Regions from separate parts of the Homo sapiens genome. Here region 1 is linked to region 2. The links are chromatin loops, found by intact Hi-C in ENCODE. Cell type or tissue: pancreas. All regions are shown on one strand. Each heading gives the region's core, and the rest is flanking DNA. Links, peaks and the distances in the headings are about the cores only.

Evidence for each region. Hi-C counts contacts between places; a loop is a spot of excess contacts. Peaks named below come from ENCODE experiments on the same cell type or tissue, not always from the same donor. Only the 100,000 strongest peaks of a DNase experiment are listed, where the experiment ranks them.
Region 1: it touches region 2 in a loop (2.2-fold over the local background); 109 of 110 quality-filtered maps call a loop at or near these places.

What each region holds. Positions count from the first base shown.
Region 1 is chr12:57,573,243-57,581,099 of GRCh38, forward strand. It overlaps KIF5A (kinesin family member 5A), which reads left to right. Exons shown (of 29, transcript NM_004984.4): 16 at 1,842-2,030; 17 at 2,398-2,515; 18 at 2,845-2,909; 19 at 3,027-3,136; 20 at 3,519-3,620; 21 at 4,471-4,531; 22 at 4,767-4,838; 23 at 4,996-5,100; 24 at 7,714-7,857. Among named protein-coding and RNA genes, the nearest start is that of PIP4K2C, 14 kb to the right of the region's middle. In pancreas, for the core only: no CTCF peak of the experiment used is centred there; no DNase peak of the experiment used is centred there.
Region 2 is chr12:57,617,653-57,623,466 of GRCh38, forward strand. It overlaps B4GALNT1 (beta-1,4-N-acetyl-galactosaminyltransferase 1), which reads right to left. Exons shown (of 11, transcript NM_001478.5): 11 at 5,757-5,814. LOC101927583 (a long non-coding RNA gene) reads right to left here and starts at 4,251. Exons shown (of 4, transcript NR_120450.1): 1 at 2,989-4,251; 2 at 1,979-2,835; 3 at 1,088-1,185; 4 at 753-978. It also overlaps the pseudogene SLC26A10P. RefSeq lists enhancers at 2,106-2,672, 2,810-3,629. In pancreas, for the core only: a CTCF peak has its summit at 4,269 (motif pointing left); DNase peaks (open chromatin) are centred at 3,389, 3,649 and 4,199; H3K4me3 peaks cover 459 bases; H3K27me3 peaks cover 1,189 bases.

The DNA of each region.
Region 1 (7,857 bases), core at 223-2,722, 47 kb before region 2:
ATGGAGGCCAGGCATGGTGGTTCATGCCTGTAATCCCAACATTTTGGGAGGCTGAGACAGGCGGATCGCTTGAGCCCAGGAGTTCACGACCAGCCTGGGTGACATAGTGAAACCCTATCTCTACAAAAAATACAAACGATTAGCTGGGGGTGGTGGCACACACCTATAGTACCAGCTACTTGACAGGCTGAGGTGGGAGAATCACCTGAGTATGGGAGGTTGAGGCTGCAGTGAGACATGATTGAGCTACTGCAATCCAGCCTGGGTGACAGAGCCAGACCTTGTCTTAAAAAAAAAAAAAAAGAGGCTGTACATGGTGGCTCACGCCTGTAATCCCAGCACTTTGGGAGGACGAGGCGGGTGGATCACCTGAGGTCAGGAGTTCGAGACCAGCCTGTTCAACATGGAGAAACTCCGTGTCTACTAAAAATATAAAATTAGCCGGGTGTGGTGGCTCATGCCTGTAATCCCAGCTACTCACGTGGCTGAGGCAGGGGAATCGCTTGAACCTGGAGGCGGAGGTTGCAGTGAGCCGAGATTGCACCATTGCACTCCAGCCTGGGCAACAAGAGTGAAACTCCGTCTCAAAAAAAAAAAAAAAAAAATTTGGGAGGCCGAGGCGAGGTCAGGAGATTGAGACCATCCTGGCTAACACAGTGAAACCCTGTCTCTACTAAAAAAATACAAAAAATTAGCCAGGCATGGTGGCGGGCGCCTGTAGTCCCAGCTACTCAGGAGGCTGAGGCAGGAGAATGGCGTGAACCTGGGAGGCGGAGCTTGCAGTGAGCAGAGATGCGGCACTGCACTCCAGCCTGGGTGACAGAGGGAGACTCTGTCTCAAAAAAAAAAAAAAAAAGCAGCAGCAACAGAGCAGTGCTTGCAGTAGGAGTTAGAGGTGGGGCATAGGCACAGAGTTCAGAATGAAATATGCAAATCTGTGGATGTGAGAATAATCTGGGTGATCAAGGAGATCAAAAGAAAATCATGTTGCTTTATAAGATTTATTTGTAAGTGGGGGACTGTCAGAATTGGATTTTTTTTTTTTTTTGAGATGGAGTCTTGCTCTGTTGCCCAGGCTGGAGTGCAGTGGTGTGATCTCAGCTCACTGCAACCTCCGCCTCCCAGGTTCAAGCAATTCTTCTGCTTCAGCCTCCCGAGTAGCTGGGACTACAGGCACACACCACCTCTCCTGGCTAATTTTTTATGTTTTTAGTAGAGAGAGGGTTTCACCATATTGGCCAGGCTGGTCTCGAACTCCTGACCTCGTAGTCCACCCACCTCGGCCTCCCAAAGTGTTGGGATTACAGGCGTGAGCCACCGAGCCCGGCCCAGAATTGGATTTTTTTTTTTTTTTTTTGAGATGGAGTCTCACTCTGTCGCCCAGGCTGGAGTCCAGTGGTGTGATCTCGGTTCACTGCAACCTCCGCCTCCTGGGTTCAAGCAATTTCCTGCCTCAGCCTCTTGAGTAGCTGGGATTACAGGCATGTGCCATGATGCTTGGCTAATTTTGTATTTTTAGTAGAGACAGGGTTTCACCACCATGTTGGTCAGGCTGGTCTCGAACTCCTGACCTCAGGTGATCCACCCACCTTGACCTCCCAAAGTGCTGAGATTACAAGGCATGAGCTACTGCGCCCAGCCAGAATTGGATTTTTAAATGCAGGCGGAGGAATTTAATGTGAAATGCCGCTGATAGAGAGCTGCTAAAGGTCGTTTGGAAAATACCCATCCCATTTGAGTCCCTGCGTATGTGGGTGTGTATGGGTAGGTAGAAGGTGGGAGGGAACAGATAAAGCTTCCCAGCAGCCAAGAAGCATCTCTTCCTCCTTTAATCACCTTAGCCAGTGGAGATCAGTGGGGCCATCGAGGAGGAGTTCACTGTGGCCCGACTCTACATCAGCAAAATCAAATCAGAAGTCAAGTCTGTGGTCAAGCGGTGCCGGCAGCTGGAGAACCTCCAGGTGGAGTGTCACCGCAAGATGGAAGTGACCGGGCGGGAGCTCTCATCCTGCCAGCTCCTCATCTCTCAGGTGAGTGCCTAAGTTTGAGAACCTTCAGATGCCATGGGAGAAAGAAGGCTACTCTGGGGTTATGGCTAAAACTCCTAACACCCACCTTTATGTCAAAGTTCTGGGGTCAAGTGAAATCAAGGACAGAAAAGCTGGGGTGGCAGGGGTGCAGATCAGGGCCAAAAAAGTAAAGGCTCAGGGCGGGTACTGCCCCCTGAGCCATGGGAGCTAAAGGAAGAGCCCCATAGGAATGGCCCCCAACCCTGCACCCTCATGGGAAGTGTAGCAGGAGGGAGGGCTGGGAGGAGAGCTGGAGTTGGAGATCTGTGTGGCCTGGGTTTGTGTCCTTTGCTCCATCTTCTTCCTCTCACCAACTTTCTCCCACCAGCATGAGGCCAAGATCCGCTCGCTTACGGAATACATGCAGAGCGTGGAGCTAAAGAAGCGGCACCTGGAAGAGTCCTATGACTCCTTGAGCGATGAGCTGGCCAAGCTCCAGGCCCAGGGTGAGGCCTTCTTATACCTCCATCCCACTGTCCAGGGCAGAAAAGTCAGAAACATCAAAATAAATCACCCCAATAATCACTCACTCAAAGCATTAGCTTGAAATCATGGATGCCAACTCATATGTTAGCCAAGGTTTTGCATGTAGCTCATTTTACATTAACCATACACCCTTGTTCTCTGTTCCTGCTATATCAAATTGGACAGTCCTAACACAGAAGAACATCCCTGTGGGTCCATTCCCAGCCCTGCCTGGAGTTCTGGTCACAACGTGAAGTTCTTTCCGAAAGAGGTAGGTTTGATGTCAGCTGTCTTCCCCTCTTTCCCTTAGAAACTGTGCATGAAGTGGCCCTGAAGGACAAGGAGCCTGACACTCAGGATGCAGATGAAGTGAAGGTGAGTAAGGAAGGTGTCAGGGACAATTGGGGCCTGGTGTGGTGAAAGCTGTGCTGGCCCTCACAGAGCTTGTTGCTGGGAGTCTGGCCTTTGAGCTTGGGGTGGGGTTGTTTGCAGAAGGCTCTGGAGCTGCAGATGGAGAGTCACCGGGAGGCCCATCACCGGCAGCTGGCCCGGCTCCGGGACGAGATCAACGAGAAGCAGAAGACCATTGATGAGCTCAAAGAGTAAGGGTTCCCAAGGGCGACTCCAGCCCCTCCCGGGTCCTGTCACCTTGCTGTATTGACTCACATGTCCCCTCTGGGTCTGATTCTTTAACATCCATGTGTCATTCCCTCAACAATGCCACAACTTCGTAGCCCCACCTCAGGAGACACATGGAATAACGACTAGTCCCTATCCTTGAGGGTCCCAGGATTAGAGAGGTCAGGGTTCCTGGCTCTGTCATGGAAACAGTGGCCTGAGTCTGCCTCTGGTATCTGAAGGTGGACACATCAATTCTAACTGGACTCACTCGTTCAAAAAGGAAGAAGTTTGAAGAGCTGGCCTTCCCTTCCCCCTCATTAACATCTTTCTCCCCCATCTCCATTACCTTCTGATGCTCTGTAGCCTAAATCAGAAGCTCCAGTTAGAGCTAGAGAAGCTTCAGGCTGACTACGAGAAGCTGAAGAGCGAAGAACACGAGAAGAGCACCAAGCTGCAGGAGCTGACGTGAGTGGCATGGATTTACCTGTAAAACTACAGCCTTGTAGGCTCAGAACTGTGAACTCAGACACGCTTGCAGAGGCAGGACACACATGCAGACATGATAGGGTGACTCATGGGAAAAATATGATGGGGTAGGGACGGGACCAAAAGGACACTCTCAGCAAAGACTGCCGTTGAGTATTCACCAGTATGGAAGGAGGTTTACGTGTTCTATTCAGTGTAAAAACAGGTTACAAAACCATATGCATGGTATGATCCCATAAAAATGTATACATGGATATGTAGGCATAGAAAAAAGTCTAGAAAGGTGGACACCAGAAGGTTAATGTTGGTTTGATCTGTAAATAGTAGAATCATAGGCTTTTTATAAAAACTCACCTTATGTCTCTCTTTAAAATTCTTTTCTAATTTTTGCACAGTAAACATGAGTAACTTGTGTAATAAATAATAATAGGCTGGGTGCGATGGCTTACACCTATAATCTCAGCACTTTGGGAGGCCAAAGCAGGTGGACTGCTTGAGCTCAGTAGTTCGAGACCAGCCTGGGCAACATGGCAAAACCCTGTCTCTACTAAAAATACAAAAATTAGCTGGGCATGGTGGCATACGTCTGTGGTCCCAGATGCTTGGGAGGCTGAGGTGGGAAGGATCCCTTGAGCCCAGGAGGTTGAGGCTGCAGTGAGCCCTGATTGTGCCACTGTACTCTATCTAGCCTAGGTAACAGAATGAGACCCTGTTTCACAAAATAACAATAATAGTAATACTTAAATGGAGATAAAAGTAATAGAGGAAGAGGCAGGAGGAAGGAGAGTCCTGAGGGATCTTTCCATTTCCCTTATTTCTCTTGCTACAGATTTCTGTACGAGCGACATGAGCAGTCCAAGCAGGACCTCAAGGGTCTGGAGGAGACAGTTGTGAGTGGTTCCCTTCTGTGCCAAATTCACAGGACTGGGGAGTGGGGAGGCTTCATTTCTTCCTAACCCTATTCCTCCTGCCCTTTTGCAGCCATTCTGTAGCGTAATCAAGACACATTTTTTCCTAAAGGATAAGTGACTCACTTGATTATAGAGACTGGAGGTACCTATAATTCTGGAGGAATAGGACAGACCTGGTATCTGGCTATTCCCAATTTTTCATCATTCTTTCCAGGCCCGGGAACTCCAGACCCTCCACAACCTTCGCAAGCTGTTCGTTCAAGACGTCACGACTCGAGTCAAGAAAGTGAGTGCTGTCCTTGGGGTTTTGTCAGCCCCCACATCCTCCTCCTATCCTTAGGTTTCTCCTGCCCCTGTTGCCCCTATGGGGCTGGCTTGGCCTGGTCTTGGTGGGACCTGTTTGGCCTCAGGACAGCCACGTCTTTCCTTCTATCTGTTCTCAGAGTGCAGAAATGGAGCCCGAAGACAGTGGGGGGATTCACTCCCAAAAGCAGAAGATTTCCTTTCTTGAGAACAACCTGGAACAGCTTACAAAGGTTCACAAACAGGTAAGAGTCTGCTGAAGGAGTGAAGAGAATTTTTGAGGCCGGGTAGCTAGCATACCAAATCCTCAGAGGCCCCTTGGATTCAGGAAAATCTAGTTGCATGTTTTCCTTACTGTTCGCTTTTACTTTCCCTACTAATCCCTTCTTTATACCATATTTGGTCCACTTGTACCTTGTTCTTTGTTTCATGCCTGTATTCCCTTCTCAAAGTTTCTAACCCACCTCTGCTCAAAGTGGAATTCCCCAGGCCTACCTTGGAGGGAGAGGTTGAAACTAACAGAGGCATGGGCTGTAACTATACAGGAGGGAGACTGGTCAGACGTTACCCAGAGATGGAAGGCAGGGAGATGAGAAGAAGCAAGGGAGTTGGGCTTCTTTCGTGGAGAGAACTCCATCTGTCTAGGTCTGTGGCAGGCATGCAGGGACATTAAATGATGTCCCTGGCTAGGCACAGTGGTGCATGCCTGTAGTCCCAGCGCTTCAGGAAGCCGAGGCGGGCGGATCACTTGAGCACAGGAGTTCAAGACCAGCCTAAGCAACATGGCGAAACCCCATCTCTACAAAAAATACAAAAATTAGCCGGATGTGGTGGCACACACCCATAGTCCCAGCTACTTGGGAGGCTGAGGTAGGGCAATTGCTTGAGCGCAGGAAGTAGAGGCTGCAGTGAGCTGTGATCATGCCACTGCACTCCAGCCTAGGTGACAGAGTGAGACCCTGTTTCAATTAAAAAAAAATGATGTCCCTAAGATGGCCCAACCAGCCCCTGGTTGGGGCCCCAGTCAAAACTCCTGTGTATTAAGTTGCTGCCTCTCTGTCCCCCTCCTTGCTGTTGCGGTTCTTTAGGTGGATGACTGGGTTTCAAAGGTATGGGCTGGGGATGCAGAAGGGCAGTCCAAAGGAGTCAGGACAGGAAATGTTTGGTGCATGCTGGGTAGGGGCACTCTCACTAGCACTAAATATCTGAGCCTTGAAGACAGGCTCGGCAGGCTGTCAACTGGTCCTTTTAACTAATTCATAAAATAAACCCTAACCTATACTTCATTCCTTTCCTTTCAAATCTACCTTAAGATTCCATTTAAACTTACATTCTCACTAGCCTAGCACTTAAACTTCTTTTCCTCCCAGTATAATGCCCAGCTTATATAGTAAATATTCAGTACTTTTTTTTTTCTTAATGAATCCTAAACCTGTGCCCAGTGATAATGTACAGAGTTTATTTATCTTATTTAGGCCTGCAGAGGGCTTTGCTACGATTTTATTTCCTTTATTATGAAACTGAGTAACAAAATTATAGAAAAGTTGAAAGGCAGATAGGAAACATTTGAAATCAATTCTGCCATTCGATTTTCATTCCCGCATTCACTTTCCCTCTCTGTCCAAATCCATATTATGTTGCTTAGAACACACACACACATGTGTGTGCTACTCTGGGCCTCTCTGCCTATGGGAAAGCCCTGCTCTATGGAGCAAGCCCCAGAAAAATTTCCATGAAAAAACACAACCACACACTGTTTCCTTTATCGTCACTGAAGCCTCTGCCTCTGTTCAAAGTCCCAAAAAAACAAAAATGACTCACCTATAGGATAAATAGAGGACTCACTACAATTTCCTACCTCAGCAGACACAAGAGTAAAAAGGAAAAGGAGATAAAAACTTCTCAGTTAAGAGAATCTTAACAGCCAGGACTATAGCCCTATATCAATTAAGCTAAAGTATTGTCACAGCAAAACATTGCTTATACTCCATAAATTGTCCAAATGGAAACTGCATGGAAGGGTTTCTAGCTTGTCCCCTTGAGCCCCCAGTGTTCCCCGCTATGCTGATTTACCCGCTGTCTTCCAAGGCCCTGCTCCTTTTGCAACCTATAGTGCCCCCAGTCATTGTGTGGAACCTGTAAAAAGATCAGGAAGTCTTTTCGGGCTGCAGGGTGGTTGCTCCCATGCTCTAGCTTAATTTCACTGGGGGAGGGATAACCCAGGAAGTCCTTGAATGTGAAGGTAATGAGTGCAAATGTTTGTGAGACCTCAAACATTTTCTTTCCTTCCTACGGGGCGGGCTCTGCCTGTCTATATGTGTATGTCAGGGGCTCCTGAATTCCAGCTTCTGCTCCTGCTCTGCACTGCACCTGCCATGCACAGATTCTCCTCAATGCCACAGCCACCAAACTGCTACTGTGCCCTTGCTGCCCCACCCTTTGCATGCCCACAAAGCCCTCTCTGGGGAAGCGGGTCCCTCATCCCCATGGCCGCCCTGGGGCTATTGATCTGGCACATGCTGGGAGATGTGGGGGAAACCAGATGGAGACAGGACAAGGCGCTCTCACAAGAGTTCTGGGCTGCAGTGGAGATGGCAGGTTTTACTGCCTAGAAAATTATATAACTTTTAAATGCCTGACCACCCACCCTTCGCTCTGGGAGAAGGAATGAGCTGGACAGAACAGTCCATTACATAAAGGCAATGAGGCCTTTTGAGGAAATGACATGGTCTCCATCTTCTCTGACTCCTGATTTTTCTTTATTCTCTCTCCTCACCCCTGTCCCCTACGCTCCTCTGGGTGACCGTCTTGGGTCACTTGCCTTCCTTTCCACTTCTTCCCTTTGGCTTGCCCCATAGCTGGTACGTGACAATGCAGATCTGCGTTGTGAGCTTCCTAAATTGGAAAAACGACTTAGGGCTACGGCTGAGAGAGTTAAGGCCCTGGAGGGTGCACTGAAGGAGGCCAAGGAGGGCGCCATGAAGGACAAGCGCCGGTACCAG
Region 2 (5,814 bases), core at 3,302-5,801:
TTTTCCCTACCCACCCTCTGGTCTAGACCCCACCAGAAAGCCCAATGCAGTGTGACTTCTCACCATTCCCCCAACACCCAGATACGAAAGCACAAAATGCCAATGTACCTTTCCTTCTGAGGCTACCATGTTCAGCTGAGGGAGGATGGGAAGGTGGAGAGGATCCTGGGGGCTGAGACCTTTTCCTGGCTCTGGGTCTCCTTATCTTTGCTCTCTGCGAGGTCATAAGCCATGTTCATAGTGAGCAGAAGGGGATTCTTCTTCAAGCCATGGACCCAAGAGCGGACAGCCCAAGGGGATCTTCACCCCTCCCAACTTCTGGGAGAGCCGCTGGAACAGAGCGAGCCAAACATTCACACAGCCATGTCCAGATGCCCTGTCCTGGGTCCTTAATGCATCTCCGAGTCCACTGTATCCATTCGTCCCTTGGGCTCAGTCACGTGCACTTGGGCTTCCTCAACAGACAATAGACTGCTGGGGTGGGAGGGTGAGGAGGAGACCTGGAGCCTCCCTGTGGGCCCGAGGTCCCTTTAGCCGATAATAGGGAGGGATTCCTAAGGGGGGTACAGGATGTAGCGCCCAGATAAGACTTCTGCGGAACAATAGGAGGAACTGAAGAAGGGAGACCCACCCTCACTGCACCCCACCCCCCGGGCTTTGGGGTCGTGGACTGGGGGACCAGAGGATCATGGGGAGGGGTGCCGAAGATTCTTGTGAATGGGGGTGGAGGATCATGGCAAACAGCAGGATTCTGGAGTTAGAACCTTTATATTTCTTTAGGAACCATAGGGACACATGAGCGGGGTGGCTGACCCCTTTGAACTTAGTTTGACCACATATGTGCTTTTGAATGCCTACTTTGTGAACAGCATTTGTTTTTTGTTTGTTTGTTTTTTGTTCTTTTTGAGATGGAGTCTTGCTCTGTCGCCCAGGCTTGAATGCAGTGGCTCCATCTCGGCTTACTGCAACCTCCACCTCCTGGGTTCAAGCGATTATCCTGCTTCAGCCTCCTGAGTAGCTGGAATTACAGGCACCTGCCACCATAACCAGCTAATTTTTGTATATTTTAGTAAAGACAGGGTTTCACCATGTTGGTCAGGCTGGTCTCAAACTCCTGACCTCAGGTGATCCACCTGCCTCGGCCTCAAAGTGCTGGGATTACAGGCGTAAGCCATTTCACCTGGCCTGTGAAAAGCATTTGAATGTGATAAATGGTGCTTCAGTTTTTTTGGTTCCTAAGAAAAAAATATCCTGTGGGTTCAGTATTTCCCCTGAGGCCCTGAACTAGGCCCAGCCACTCCTCACAGAGGTGTGGGTGCTGGTTCTGTCATTATCCCTCTCCAATACATGTGGCTGCATTCCATGTCAGTAGGACATGAAACTGCTTTTTGGAACCAGCTGTGCCCCATGAAGATGTGGGTCTGGGTGAGGTTCAGGATGGGCGCTGAACTTTTTTGCTCTGGCTGGGAGAATGTAGTGGCTCAGGGAAGGACCAGTGACCCAAGAGGAACCAGCCTCTCTCTCCGCCCAAGGTGCCGATGGGGAAAGGAACCGGGAGTTAAGTGAAAAGTCTAAGGAAGGGTAAATAGCGGGTGTTGAGTGTCGGGGTGCGCTTGCCTTTCGGATTCTCTCTCTCTAATATCTACACATTTCCACAGCCACCCCAGAGCCAGCGATCAGATCCGGCCAAGGATGTCTGCAGAAACGCCTAACATAGAGACTCTCCCTCTCCAAGCCGCGGCTCTCGCCAGACCCGAGAAGGTCCTCAAGCGAGGGTGACCTCAGGGCCGGATTGGACCCTGCTTCGTGGGAGGCGGGACTCAGGGCTTAGCGGGCGGAGGAGTATTTAAGACCGGGCGGAGTTGGAGGTGGCCAAGGGCAGAATGAGCGGGATTCAGGGCACCAGGACCTACCCAGGCGCGGGGGACACCTCTGACCTTAAGTACCCCTTGGCGACCAGGCTCAGGGAAGCTCTCACCGAGGCTCGGTTCCATCAGCTCTTCAGGGGCGAAGAGCAGGAACCGGAGCTACCTGAAGAGCGCGGCTTTCCCCGGCTCTTCGGGCTGTGGAGGCTGCGGGCTCGCGCTTGTTCCGGGACAGGGGCGTGGCGCCTGCTGCTGGCTCGGCTGCCCGCGCTGCACTGGCTGCCCCATTACCGCTGGCGGGCCTGGCTGCTCGGAGATGCGGTGGCCGGAGTGACCGTGGGCATCGTGCACGTGCCCCAGGGTGAGAGGCCCTAACAGCAGCCTGTCGGGAGCACAAGCTCTAGAGGGCTTCCGGGAGGAGGCTTAGGGAGCTGGGAATCCGGGAGCAGATGGTGGGTTCCTACCGTCGAGGGTGGGAGAGAGGGATCTGAGGCCAAGTTTGAGGTAAGGACTGTGGAGCTCCATCAGATCCCCATCCCCACCTCCCCTCATCTGCGCAATCCTGCGAGAAGCCTTAGACAGGTTCTGGCTCAGAGAACCGGAGAGAGGCACAACGCCTGGCCCCCAGGACTTGGCCACAGCGTCCCTGACCTTGTCTGCTCCATGACCTCTCACTGAGGCCCATTAACCCCTCAGTTCCCTGATGAGGCTTGATTTAGCATCCTTGATGTCAGCTCCTAAGAGTCTGGGAAGTGCATTTAAGTCCTGGAGGTTGGACAAGGCCCCCTCCCCACAGCACACCTTTCCATCCACTTCTATCCCAGGCATGGCTTTTGCTCTCCTGGCCTCCGTGCCCCCGGTGTTTGGACTCTACACTTCTTTCTTCCCCGTCCTCATCTACAGCTTGCTAGGTACTGGGAGACACCTGTCCACAGGTGAGTGACCAGGGACTTCCAATGACTCTTCTTCCCTATGGGATGAAAATGGACAGGGGCTGTTATTTCCCTTCTTCCTAATTTCCCTCTTCACCTCTCCTACCTTCACCTCCCTCCTTGCCCAACCCTGCCAGGAAACTGACCTAGGCAATGCTTGCTAGAGTGGGTGCAAAGAGGTGGGAGTTTACCTGAACTTTTTTCCCCTATGAAATTTGGTTAAAATGAACATCTCAGGGACTTGGAAGGGGAAGAATAGGTGCATGGTCCCCCAAAGGGGCACGCAGTAGGCAGAGAATCTGCAGGAGGGAGCAGTTTTTGCCGGCTAGCGCAGCTCTTCGCGCCCCACAGTCTTGACGGGGCAGCAGCCTTCTTGGAGAGCCGAGTCTGGCAGCAGGATCTCGGACCCAAGGCATGGACCCTGAGCTGCTGCCCTGCCCAGGGCTGCACAGCTGGTGATGTCTGCATTTGTCCCCCGGCGGCAGGAACTTTCGCCATACTCAGCCTCATGACAGGCTCGGCCGTCGAGCGGCTGGTGCCGGAACCCCTCGTGGGGAATCTGAGCGGAATCGAGAAGGAGCAGCTGGACGCTCAACGGGTTGGGGTAGCCGCGGCCGTGGCCTTCGGGAGCGGGGCGTTGATGGTGAGGGAGGACCCGGGGAGGAACCCGGGGGGATCCCTGCTGAGGGGCCAGGGAAATTGGGCCGGGGAAGAGGGAGGGACCAGCTTTCGGCTTGGGTTCGGGAGGGCGGAGGTGCGCGGGGTTGGTTTGCTCCTCCTCTAGATGGTGACAGCGCGTCTTCTCCCCCACAGCTGGGGATGTTCGTGCTGCAGCTCGGCGTCTTGTCCACCTTTTTGTCCGAGCCTGTGGTCAAGGCGCTGACCAGCGGGGCCGCGCTGCACGTGCTCTTGTCCCAGCTGCCGAGCCTCTTGGGGTTGTCCCTCCCGCGCCAGATCGGCTGCTTCTCTCTCTTCAAGGTGGGGGTGGAAGAAGAAAGGAGAAGGGGCTTCTAGAGGTCCCGTGAATAGGGAAACTCGAAAAGGGAGGAAGGACGGAGGGTGGAGGGGTAGTATGTGACAAGGGAGCAGGAAAGGAGGTTGGAGCCACGTGGCTGAACGAGGGCGCTGAGGAGGTGTAAGCCCTGGTGGCACTGGGTAGAGAGGGCCTCGCTCTGGGGGTCCCGCGCCGGGGCGCATGAGCCCTGGCACGGGGCCCTCTGCTCATCGCCCCTGCCCTCAGACGCTGGCCTCCTTGCTGACTGCGCTGCCTCGGAGCAGTCCGGCCGAACTGACCATCTCCGCGCTCAGCCTGGCGCTGCTCGTGCCGGTCAAGGAATTGAACGTGAGATTCCGAGACCGGCTACCCACGCCGATCCCGGGGGAAGTCGTCTTGGTGAGGATGGCCGTGCGCGCCGGCCCCCTGCCCGCGCAGACCCTGCGGTCCTGTGGGAACTGGCCGCTGCCGCCCCCTGGTGGAGTGCAGAGAGGCCACGGAACAGAGGGCCGGCTCACACTTTCCTTGGCCTCCTGCAGAAGGACGCTTTGACCTTCCACAGCCCCCCTCGACACTGTCCCACGTCTCTCACGGAGCACCCCCTAGACCTCTTGGAGTTTCCTCTGCCATCCTACAGCGCTCCCTTGAGGTCTTGCTGGTCACAGCACCTTCTCTGACATCTGTCCTCACCAGGGTCCTTCCCTGTAATTCACAGTGCATCTCCCTCTCCACCCTCCACCGACATTTCTCTCTCTCCCCAACTAAATAAACGTTCCGCGTCTCCACAGATGCCAGTATATCACTAGATATCGTCCAGCTTCCCTCTTTGGAAGGCTCAGTGGCATCTCTTCATATCCACCATCCTTCACAGAAGCGTCCTCTTACTTCCACGGCTCCAGGCTCTGTGGCCTCAGGCATATGTCATCCCTCTTTCCCAGCTCTACACTACAAATCAGTTGTCAGGCCCTCATCCCAAACACATCCCCGCTCCCCCAGGTGCTGGGCTCCTGCAGCCAGCTAGGCCTGCATTATGGTCCTCTCTCATGGTCAGCCCCTTCTAGCTTCTGCCAGGGACCCCATCTCTTCCCATGCCTTCATTTTGCTCTCTTTTTCAGGTGCTTCTGGCCTCCGTGCTCTGCTTCACCTCTTCTGTGGACACAAGATACCAAGTCCAGATAGTGGGGCTGTTGCCTGGAGGGTAAGAGAATGAAAAGATGCCAGCTTTCTCTTCTCCCACCTCTCCCACCCAACACTCCCTCTTATCTCCACCCCCCATTTTCTCTGCCTTCCTTATCTCACTGAAGCACCTAACCCCTCCTCACCATGGATCCCTCCCTCTCCAGATTTCCCCAACCCCTCCTCCCCAACCTGGCTGAGCTGCCCAGGATTCTGGCTGACTCGCTGCCCATTGCACTGGTTAGTTTTGCGGTGTCTGCCTCCCTGGCCTCCATCCATGCAGACAAGTATAGCTACACTATTGACTCCAACCAGGTGGGACTCTGACTGTGGACCCCAACCCTCTCATTTGACTTCCCACCATGCCTTTGTCTCTCCCACTTCATCTCACTGTATCCCTCCAGGAGTTCCTGGCACATGGTGCCTCCAACCTCATCTCCTCCCTCTTCTCTTGCTTTCCCAACTCGGCTACGCTGGCCACCACCAATCTACTGGTGGATGCTGGTGGGAAAACACAGGTAAGAGGGCATCCTTGGATGAGGAGAAAGGATGGGCCATCCAGGCAAGGTGGCGGTGGTGGAGAAACAGGTGGAAGATGGCTAGAATCCCAGGTGGCACCTATATAGAGAAGACTGGGGATCTGTGAGAAAGGGTGACTGAGGGGATGGAATTATAGATAGGAGAGATGGAAGATAACAATGTTCCAGTAAGACCTTTGTAGGCTCTAAGCGCTGAAAAAGTTTATGGTGCCCCAGGTGTGGTTCAAAATAAAAACACAAAACTATAAAATAAACTTAAGAGATAAAATTCTTATTTTTTTCACACAATGACATTGTCTTTTAAAAGG